Linked DNA regions of Mus musculus: region 2 is linked to region 1. Evidence: chromatin loops called from intact Hi-C (ENCODE). Cell type or tissue: gastrocnemius. All regions are shown on one strand. Links, peaks and the distances in the headings refer to the core of each region. The heading gives the core; the rest is flanking DNA.

The links. A loop is a pair of places that touch in the nucleus more often than their neighbours do. Peaks named below come from ENCODE experiments on the same cell type or tissue, not always from the same donor. Only the 100,000 strongest peaks of a DNase experiment are listed, where the experiment ranks them.
Region 2: a loop joins it to region 1, with 13 times the contacts of the local background. A loop is called at or near these places in 6 of 42 quality-filtered maps.

The regions. Positions count from the first base shown.
Region 1 is chr5:24,507,942-24,513,313 of GRCm38, reverse strand. The region is part of intron 1 of Gbx1 (gastrulation brain homeobox 1); the gene reads left to right. Among named protein-coding and RNA genes, the nearest start is that of Gbx1, 16 kb to the left of the region's middle. In gastrocnemius, for the core only: CTCF peaks have their summits at 2,500 (motif pointing left) and 4,697 (motif pointing right); a DNase peak (open chromatin) is centred at 2,491.
Region 2 is chr5:24,595,967-24,601,338 of GRCm38, reverse strand. Smarcd3 (SWI/SNF related, matrix associated, actin dependent regulator of chromatin, subfamily d, member 3) reads left to right here. Exons shown (of 13, transcript NM_025891.3): 2 at 2,536-2,747; 3 at 4,490-4,532; 4 at 5,265-5,372. Among named protein-coding and RNA genes, the nearest start is that of Smarcd3, 3.3 kb to the left of the region's middle. In gastrocnemius, for the core only: CTCF peaks have their summits at 2,575 (motif pointing right) and 3,739 (motif pointing right); DNase peaks (open chromatin) are centred at 3,777, 4,007, 4,331, 4,722 and 3 more places; H3K4me3 peaks cover 4,416 bases; H3K27ac peaks cover 4,766 bases.

The sequences.
Region 1 (5,372 bases), core at 136-5,135:
AGAGAGACCTTGGCTTGCTGACCCCATGCAAATCCCTAAAAGGAGCCGGATGAGTCAGAAACGGGAGGCGGCCCTGGCTTGCAGAGGGGAGGGGTTCAGTCATGGCTCCTGGATGGAAAATACAGGTGTCTTTGGAGAATTGACCCCACCTGCTGGGAAAAGGCTGAGTGGCTGGGGAGTAGAAGGGGTAGGTAGCCCTTGTCGGAAGAAGGGCCTTCATCTCATCGTCCTTGGTGACTCCAGTGCAGGTTCCCCTCTTTAGCAGGCAAGTCTGGGGCTGCCCAAGGCTGGCCTCAAACTCCATGCAGCCTTGACCTCCCAGGTGCCAGGATTTCAGGCATGCACTGCCACGGCCACCTTGACACCGTATTCCCTCCATGGGGAAATACCTCCCATAGGTTCTGTATGGCTGCTGAGTTCCTCTCTAGCCCAGCTGAACCCTGTCTTCCATTTATTTCTGAGGTTATTATATAATTACACCATCTCTCCCTTCCCTCTCCCCTTGCTCTCTTGCAAATTCTTGACCTCTTTTTTCATTAGTTATTATGCACGCACACATGTACAGTCATACATATCACTAAACACCCCTGCTCGGTCTGTATCACATTACACGTATGTGCTTTCAGGGCTCATTACTTGTTACTGGATAGCCAACTAGCGTGCTCTTCTCTGGAGAAGACTATTTCTCCCACTCTCTGCATTCCCTAGTTGCCTGTTATTCTTTGCTCAGCCTTTTCCCTCCATGGGACTCCTCTGTCTCTGGAGCCTCCGCCCTTCCTGCGGGGGCAGTCACTGTCCACATTCTCGTACTCCTTGCAGCCTGAGTGCAGAGTCTGGATTCAGTGGGTGGGCGGGGCAGCTCTCTTGCATCAGCTCTCCGTGTAACTGTAGTTCAAGCTTGGTGATTTCCGGTTCCCAGGAAGATAACTCCATGAGGAGCTGTCCCGTGAACTCTGCCTGTTTCCAACTAACCAGCCAGAGACAGGATTCTCCACAGGCTCTGAACTCACAAGGAGCCTAGCACACTCTGGCACCAGGCAACATCCTCACACTCAAGGTCAGGACCTTTCTGCCTTCTTGGCCACCGCCCTAGCAGTTAGGTTACTCGCACTTGAAAGCCTTCTTTCATTTGGTAGAAGATTTCCTCCATAAGAATCATTATTTCCCATTATAAGATGTTTGGGGGGGGGGGGCAGCTGCTGGAGAGATGGCTCGGTGGTTAAGAGCACTGACTGCTCTTCCAGAGGTCTTGAGTTCAGTTCCCAGCAACCACGTGATGGCTCACAACCATCTGTAAAGGGATCCAATGCCCTCTTCTGGTGTGACTGACAGCTACAGTGTACTCATATACATAAAATAAATAAATCTTAAAAAAAAAAAAAGATGTTAATGGAAGTTGGCTATGCTTCCTTTAATCCCAGCACTTGGGAGGCAGAGGCAAATGGATTTCTGAGTTCGAAGCCAGCCTGTTCTACAGAGTGAGTTTCAGGACAGTCAGGGCTACACAGAGAAACCCTGTCTTTGGGGGGGGGGGGAGTTTATCAGAAAGGTTTGACAGCTAGGCCTGGAAAACCCAACCCATGCATGCTATCCCTCAGGAGGCAGAAACAGGAGCTGCAAGCTCAGGGCCAGCCCGGGTGTGGTGGCACACGCCTTTAATCCCAGCACTGGGGGGGGGGGGGTTGGGGGGGAGCAGAGGCAGACGGATTTCTGAGTTCGAGGCCAGCCTGGTCTACAAAGTGAGTTCCAGGACAGCCAGAGCTATACAGAGAAACCCTGTCTCGAAAAACCAAAAAAAAAAAGGTCTTATTTTACAGTCCTGGCTGAGATACTCACTGTGGGTATCAGAGCAGCCCTGAATTCATAAAGACCCACCTGCCTCTGCTTCCCAAGTGTTGGGATAAAAGGTGTTCGCCACCATAATACCACACCCAGCTGCGTTTTCTTCCTCCCTCCCTCCCTCCCTCCCTCCCTCCCTCCCTCCCTCCCTCCCTTCCTTCCTCCCTCCCTCCCTCTCTGCCTCCCTCCCTCCCCCCTCCCTTCTTTCATTTATTAAAAAAGATTTATTCATTTTAATTTTTTTCTAGTATAGAATAGAATTTATTTGGGGGCATGGGAAGGGGAGTTGAGGCGGGGGTCCAGGAACACATGGAGAGAGGGGTGGGGAAGGGAAGGGGAGAGAGGGAGAGAAGGGTCTGAGAGAGAGGAAAGGGTCAGAGAGACTATTCATTTTATTTTATGTGTGAGTGTTTTGCCTGCATGTGTGTGTGTACCACATACATCCGTGGTGCCAAAGAAGGTCAACAGAGGGCACTGGATCCCCTAGAGCCGGGTTACGAATGATTATAATGAGTCGCTGCATTTCCTTCCTAAGTTCTGTGGAAATGGTAAGCTACCTGGGCCGCCCGCCTGCCTTTCTTCCATGGGTAGCTGAGTAGCTCATTCATTCCTGGTTGCTGACTCCTTCCCAGTTCTCAGTGCGCCCTCTTCTGGTGGAGCAAAGAGCAAGAGACAGCAACACACATGTCAGTACTGGGGCCCGGGGTGGTACTGTTTAACCCCCCACCCCCATCTTAGCTGTCTCTATGAAACCCAGCCTTTCACTGTCTGGTCCACCATTTGGTTTCTCTGCCACTTCTGGCTTCAGCCTCCTTCGGGCTGCCGGCGCTTGCCTTTCCTTCTCCCATCTTGTGGATCTCCTCATTGTTCCAAAAGCTGTCCTTTGAGGCCGGTGGCTGTGTGTTCCTCTCAGTTGCCCCACCCCCACCCCTATCTAGAGGTAGCTTATCAGAGTCTTCAATGTCACGATCATAAAGGCGCAGACAGAAACTCTTGCCCCTGCCACTCAGTGTCCCACAGGGATCAAGAAACAGAGAGAGGCCATGAACCCTCACTCCATGTGTGGCTTTAAAAGCGGCACTGAGGGTGGCCTGCTTGTGTGGGTTGAAGTTACTGGGTCTGTCTGAAGACAGAGGGATGGATGAGATTATCTCAGGAGGGCTCTGCCAGACCGAGGAGCTGGGAGCCTCCTCTCAATCATCATCAATTTAGATTTATTGGACGTCCCCTGAGGGCTTGGCACTGTACTAAATGATTCCATCCTTCAAGCCCTGAAATCCAGTTTCTGGCTTTTTAACACTGTTTAAAACACTGCACTATTGGGCTACATTTTTGATAACATATTATGAATTGCTACAAAGTATGTTTTAAAATTTGAAACCACAGGACTTAGAAGTGAAGAAAATTCCCAAGGCCATTACTCTTAGCACCAGAAGGTCCTGTGGCATTCCTCTGTGCATGGGAAGGTCTGAGGCACACTGGACAGAGGGTAGGGTGATAAAAGAAGAGGAGGGGTCCTTTCTGGGGCTGGGAATGGGTAGAGTTGAAGCGGGTATCTCAGAAGAGATCAAGAAGGGAACTGATGAGGGGACGTGCATGCACATGCTGGAAATAGCCGTTTTACTATGTTAAGTATCTATTTTTAAAAGATTTATTTAGTTATTTTATGTATGTGAGTACACTGTAGCTGTACACATAGTTGTGAGCCTTCATGTGGTTGTTGGGAATTGAATTTTAGGACCTCTGCTTGCTTCGGTCAACCCCGTTTCACTCAGTTCCTGCTTGCTCCAGCCCGAAGATTTATTTATTATTATCATTATAGAAGTACACTGTAGCTGTCTTCAGATGCACCAGAAGAGGGCGTCAGGTCTCATTACGGGTGGTTGTGAGCCACCATGTGGTTGCTGGGATTTGAACTCAGGACCTTCAGAAGAGCAGTCAATGCTCTTACCCACTGAGTCATCTTGCCAGCCCATGTTAAGTATTTATTAAGTGACTACTTTATAGGTAATTTTTATGATCCCAAAGCCACAACTGTGAGTAAGATATGACTGAAATCTATATTTTCATGAAGTTTATATTCTAATAGGAAGAGACATAGGGTTTTTTTTTTTTAGATTTATTTATTTACTAATGTATGAGTGCTCTGTCTGCATGCGCACCTGTGTGCCAGAAAAGGGAATCATATCCTGTTACAGATGGTTGTGAGCCACCACGTGGGTGCTGGAAATTGAACTCAGGACCTCTGGAAGAGCAGTCAGTGCTCTTAACTGCTGAGCCATCTCTCCAGCTCGAGACATAGCTTTTAAAAGAAATAAAGTGACTAACATTTATGTCACATGCTGTGGCAGCAAAGGAGTCCAAGAAGCATCTTAAGTCCAAGAGGATGGAGGAAGAAGAGCCAGTCTCGGGCGTGGAGGAAGGAGCCGGCGTTTGATCTCAAGGAGCAGGATGCTCCTGACAGAGAGAAGGCTGCGGACCGGTAGGGACAGAAGACAGGCAAACCTTTAGAAGGAGCCAGGTTGGTAAGGAGGTGGCAAGAAAGGGTCCAGCTCTGGGCAGATCTGAGAGACAGATTTGTGGGGGTTTGAATGGGACCCCGGGAGTAAGAAACAACTATCATGGTGGAGTTTGAAGATGGGGAAGCATCGCGAAGGTGAAAGAAAGGTTGAGGTTTCCATTTGGACCTCGAGAAGTCTGAGTCTGCGGAAATGAGAAAAATGTGAACAAGACCTTTTAGTAAGAGGAAGGAAGGCATCCATGTCCTGAATCTCCAACAAAAGATCGATCGGTTTTTATTTCATTATCTATGTATATGAGTATCTATATGTATGCCTGTGCTCCCTGTGCATGCAGTACCCAGAAAGAACAGAAGAGGGCATCAGATCCCTTGGAACTATAGTTAGAGATGGTTGTGAGCCACCTTGTCGATGGGTACTGGGAATAGAACCACAAGAGCAGCCAGGGCTCTTAACCGCTGAGCCATCTCTCCAGCCTCCAGGCCTTAAATCTTGCTATGTCTGTGTCCAGGGCTGAGGTCAGAAAGGAAGTGTGAACCGGGCTTGGTGGCGCATGCCTTTAATCCCAGCACTTGGGAGGCAGAGGGAGGCAGATTTCTGAGTTCGAGGCCAGCCTGGTCTATAGAGTGAGTTCCAGGACAGCCAGGGCTTCACAGAAAAACCCTGTCTCAAAAAAAAAAAAAAAGAAAAAGAAAAGAAAAAAAAAAAGAAAAGAAAAGAAAAGAAGAGAAAAGAAAAGAAAAAGAAAGGAAGTGTGGCTGATGTATGAGTGTGGTAAAGTATATCATCCATGTCTGGACATCCTGGGGGTTGGTCATTTTTCTAAACAGAATGAGGCACCTGAATAGCAAGCTGCTTATGGGAAGATAAGAGGCAGTTTAGAGCTTGGCTGGCCTGCTGCAAGCTGGGGCAACATGAAGATGCTGACTGCAGTGGTGGCATTGGGGGACATGACTTCAGAGACAAAAGCCTCCAAGGATCCTGAGGGAAAGCCGCAGGCATGAAGGAACAGGT
Region 2 (5,372 bases), core at 135-5,134, 88 kb before region 1:
TAGGTCTGAGCAGCTAGGAGCAGGTGACCTAAGAGCAAAAGCTCTCTGCTGAACAACCTCTGCATCCTAGCAGGAGGGCCTTGAGGACTTGGCCCTGCTGTCAGAGCTGAGAAGGGTCTACTTGTGAGACCTCAAGTTAAGCAGTCAGAAGATCTCCTTGGCAGGCTCAGCCACCAGAAGTTGATGACCTTAACACCTCAAAGGTGTGAAGGAGGGGCAGGAGTTGGGGACATGAGGCCTAGAAACCAAAGGGATAGTACTATACCGTTCTAACACACACACACACACACACTCACACACTCACGAAGACATGTGAGGAGTCTGAGGGTACCCAGGAACCTATTGAGGTGGAGAGCCTGCTGTGAGGAGCTCTAAGCCTGGGCATATGGAGGGAAGAGTCAGTCATATTTACTATGGCCAAATTTGGTTGTGACTCCAGGAAGCACCATTTCAGTGAGAGGCAAGGGCCCCCAGAATCTGACCCTTATGAGGCTGTTACTGATGGCAGGCTCCTGGGGGCCCCTAGAAGCCTTCTTCTCAGGGCCTCATTAGACCCAACAGTATCAGTGGCCTTGATGAATAGGAGAGTGGCTGATAGGGAAGAGGGCTTCTCTGTGGCAGCCTGTTCTCTAGCCATAGGGATCTCTGGGGTATAAATTCCAAGGCAGCCCTATGGGTTAGTGGAGTTACCAATCCTGACCTAGCTGCTTAAGAGTAGTTGCTTTAAAGACTACCATCCAGTGAAGAGGCTCTGCATATGGAATTGAATGTGGTCAACTTGGTAGTTCGGTTCTTGGATGATTAGAGTCCCCTCTATAGTGATGGAGAATGGCTAGGCTTGAGCTTCCACGCTGGTGACATTGGTGCTGTGAGTGACAGAGTCAGGTGGAATGGGGGAGGCAAGTTCAGGGACAGGCCTGTTTGACTATAGAAGAGATGGGCAGAGACAGCTGCTTGGCTCTGGGTGGAGACCTCAGAGGTAAGCAATGTAAGAGGAGAAAGGAAGCCCAGGGTTAGGGTTAGGGCTTCTTAATCCAGGGGGCAAGATGAGAAGGGTGTGTGTGTGCATGGCCTTCTGTAGCCCAGGCTGGCCTCAAATTCACTATATATCAGAGGGTGGTCTTGATTTTCTGCCTTCACCTCAAGATTAGGATTATAAGTATGTGCTATCATGCCAGGCGGTGGTGGCGCACGCCTTTAATCCCAGCACTCGGGAGGCAGAGGCAGGTGGATTTCTGAGTTCAAGGCCAGCCTGGTCTACAGAGTGAGTTCCAGGACAGCCAGGGCTACACAGAGAAACCCTGTCTCAAAAAAAAAAAAAAAAAAAAAAGTATGTGCTATCATGTGCAGTTTATTTGATGCTGGGGATCGAACCCAGAGCACCACATGTATTGCACAAGCCCTTAACCAAGCTACATCCCTAGCCTGAGATGGTAGTGTTTAAATAATAGGGGTTTCATTCCCCTCTCCCTAATACCCTTCCTGGTCTAGGTCCCCAAGCCTCAGCCCCCTTCCTGGGCTTGGACAAGTGAAATCTGAAACACTCCACTTGCATTCACATCTCATCTCTTTTGATTGACTGCCCAGAGCTGGTGGCCAGAGAAAATCAACCTGCCTCATTTCCCTCCAATTTCTACCCTTTCTGGGATATTGTGAGGAATAGGTTGTCTCTGATGTGGGCAGATGGGAGGGGGAAATGGATACTGCTACAGATGCTGCTTCCTTCACATCCCTGCACTGGCAGTCCACTTCTAGTCCCGTTCCCCACTTGCCACTCAAGAAAACCTGGCAGAGTTTGATGACACCAGACCCGCAGGTCCCCTTGCCCAGTCTCTTGTATCATCTTGGGAGAAATAAAATTAAAGAGGCAGGTTAAGTCAGTGGGTGTGGAGACCTGGAGTTAGCTGTACCAGTTATGTTTGAGATTGAGGTGCCAAAAGCAGGGGGCTCCGAAATGGAGATAGGGGCTCAAGTACAAAACACATCAGACCCAGAAGTGGGGTGTGGAAATGGAGAATGAGGGCAGGAGATCAGCCCCTCCCTCACCGCAGCGAAGCAGCGGGGAGCAGGGCCCGCCAGGTGCTGCCTTTGCCAGGAAGAGCAGGGTGACCTTGGTGAGGTCGCTGTTTTCTTTGAGCCCCAGTTGCCCCATCTGTCAAGTGGGGATGAAAAGACCTGCTCTGACTGGCTTGCAGAGAACCGTAAGGATATGAACATCCTTTGAAAGGTTGAAAGGCGCCATTAATATTCATTTTGGGGGTACCTTGCACGGCTCTGAGACTCGGCTATGCTCTGGGCAATTTCCTGGCTTCAGTTAGCTTCATGCAAGGAGACGCTGAGCCCCCTCCTCCAGAGCCGCGCAGATTCCCGCGCCCCCGCCCCTCCCACCAATCACTCCCACTCATCGCTCAGCGCAGGGTTACCAACCCAGGGTCTTGGAGAGGGGCGGGAACGCAGGCACGCTGGCCTGGGGGTCGGGACCGAATCTGACCTGCCGGCGCCTGTTTCTGCTTCACCTCCCGCCCCACCCCCCAGCGCCCCGGGATGCCGTCTGGAGCCCGAATGCCCCACCAGGGGGCGCCCATGGGCCCCCCGGGCTCCCCGTACATGGGCAGCCCCGCGGTACGACCCGGCCTGGCCCCCGCGGGCATGGAGCCCGCCCGCAAGCGAGCAGCGCCCCCGCCCGGGCAGAGCCAGGCACAGGGCCAGGGCCAGCCCGTGCCCACCGCCCCAGCGCGGAGCCGCAGGTGAGTGCCCCCCAAAACTCCGCCCCCCCGCGTGAAAGGGCGTGCAGGGGCGGAAGGCAGAAGCCTCAGGGACCAGGTGGGTGAGTGGTGGGGATGGAAAGCTAAGGAAGGGTGGTAGCAGCGACCAAGTCATTCTAGCTTGGATGTTCTCTGGAGAGGGCTTAGGGGGCACTGGTCTGGTTCTTTTGTGTGCCCACAGTGAAGACAGGCTGCAATAGTCGGCTGCCAGTGTCCCTTCTCTGCACGCACCCTTCATTCCTCTGCTTGTCACCTGATAAATCCTTTCTCCCATCCTGTACCCCAAGTTCTGGGAGATGCTTCAGTCTTTGGGGAGAGGCAAGGCTGGCAATAGACCAAGGGTTGAGTTTTAGCTGTGTGTTTTCTAAAATGTAGTCCTCTGGTACCTCCGGGCCAGTCCCGAGTCCCGGGCTGCGTCAGAGCCCCTCTAGATTTCTGCAGCCCTTATCCTTGGCAGTGGGCATGAAGAGGGCGTTATAACCCCTCTGAGGGAGCAATTCTGCCCCCAAGCCACCGGACCAGCTTATTTCCTCGTCTGAGAAGTTAGTGGCACTCCCATGGTCCCTGCTGGCTCTTGGCAAGAGTTATGCCCCTATGGGCATCGGTATTTAGCCAAACACACATGCTTCCTTTTGCACAACAGATGGGTTCTTATACAAGGTGTAATATCAGTTCTACTTCATTATTAAATAGTTTTTTACGCATCAAGGAAAATCATAGGCATCCCACAGTAAATCCTTTTACAAAGTGAATCATTATCTTGTATAGCAAGTAATTCTTTGATTTTTTTATTTTTTTATGTATAAGTTAAGAGTTTTGTGTGGACAATTTATTTGAAATAAATCAATCCTTTCATGAGAGGCTTATCCAGCCTAAGAATGGTTTTTTTTTTTTTTTTTTTTTTCTTTAATGAGTTGCTTGACTAGGCATAGAGTGGATTTCTGGATAGAGAGGGGGCAGTGAGTGAGAAAGCCACATGGGGGCAGTGTAGAGCTATCTTCTAGGCTATGTGTTCTCTCTTGGTCAGCCAAGAGAGAACATTGCTTTTGAAACAGAAACATCCAATACCAGGTGCTATCTACCCTAGGTTCAGCCACATTGGTTCCAGTGCTAAGTCAAACTCACATAGAACACTCCTGCACACTACCAGGGTTCTTGTGACTGTGGTGTGGCCCTTGGTTGGCAGATGGTCCAAGACCACAAGCGTTTCCTGCCCTTAAACAGTCCCTTCCAAGCCCAGAGCCATTGGAGTGCCAAGTCCCACCACTTCACACCATGGTGGCTCAGGAGCTCCAGGAACCAGGTGGAAGAGTCACCTCTCCCCTCCTTGGAGCTCGGGCTCTCTTGGCAGGAAAGGCTCCTCAGAAGCTATCTTCTCTCTCCTCTGTCTTCCCCGCTTCCAGGCTTTTTGCAAACACTTCTGCAGTCCCCATGTTTTGGCAGCATCTCCTCTTTCACTAGTTCCTCCTAAGTCTGAATTTCTCTGGCTCTGAGGATGTGGCGCGGTATAAGGTGGGGGCAGGGGGTACCGGGCCAGAGAAAGGATCTGCTTTCCAAGGGAAGTACCAGCTCCATGGCCCTGCTGTAGCCCTCAGACAGGCAGACAAGCAGGCTGTGGGAACCCCAGCCAGCGGGCGGAGATGTCGGGATAATTTAGCAGGTGGCCTCGTTACTCCCAGATCTGTCGCCATGGTAACCTGGTTTTTTCTTTAAAAAATGTACAGTGCCAAGAGGAGGAAGATGGCTGACAAAATCCTCCCTCAAAGGGTGAGTTCCTTTCACAGCAGCCCCCAGCCAGCCCCCACCCCTTTGCTCCTCCATCTTCCCCTCCTTCCTTAGGAGCAAAGCTTTGGGCTCAGCATCACAGCCACTTTCACTTTTTGTTTTAAAAGCTCATTAGGAAGTGAGGCTCCCTTTTCGAGAGGGTGGGGCTGGACTGAGGGAGGGAGCTGGAGAGCCACGGAGGGAGGAGGGGCAGATCACAAGGCCTGAGGTTCAGGGGGCGGGATGCCAGTGGTCCAAAGGCATAAAGGACAAAGAAGGGACCAGAAACTGCTGAGTGGAGGGAACAGAAAGTAGCAGGAGAGCCTGGACATGTAAAAGGGACAGCAGGTGTGGAGCTCCTGAGGCAATCTACACCACCTCCCAACTATCTGGGGTACCCAGAATCACTTAGCACTTTTCAGGGACCCAGGGTGTCTGTATGAGTAGGGGGCGATAGGATGAGACTAGGCACTTGCACCTGCTGGGCTGCCAGTCGCTGCTGCTTCCTGGTGATGAGATGCATGAATTGTCCTGGAGGGAGAAGCAATTCTATCCGCACACAATGAGGCTATATAATAAGAGTCCCGGGGACAAGTCCTATCTACACTCTCAGGATTCCACAGCCTGAAATCAATTGGACAGCTCCCTACATGTCCTTTGTGTCCTGAGATCACACAACAGACAAACGTTCTGCAAGATGGTCTGAGGCCTGCTTCCACCTTGTTCCTCCTCCAGATTCGGGAGCTGGTACCCGAGTCCCAGGCTTACATGGACCTCCTAGCATTTGAGAGGAAACTGGATCAAACCATCATGCGGAAGCGGGTGGACATCCAGGAGGCCCTG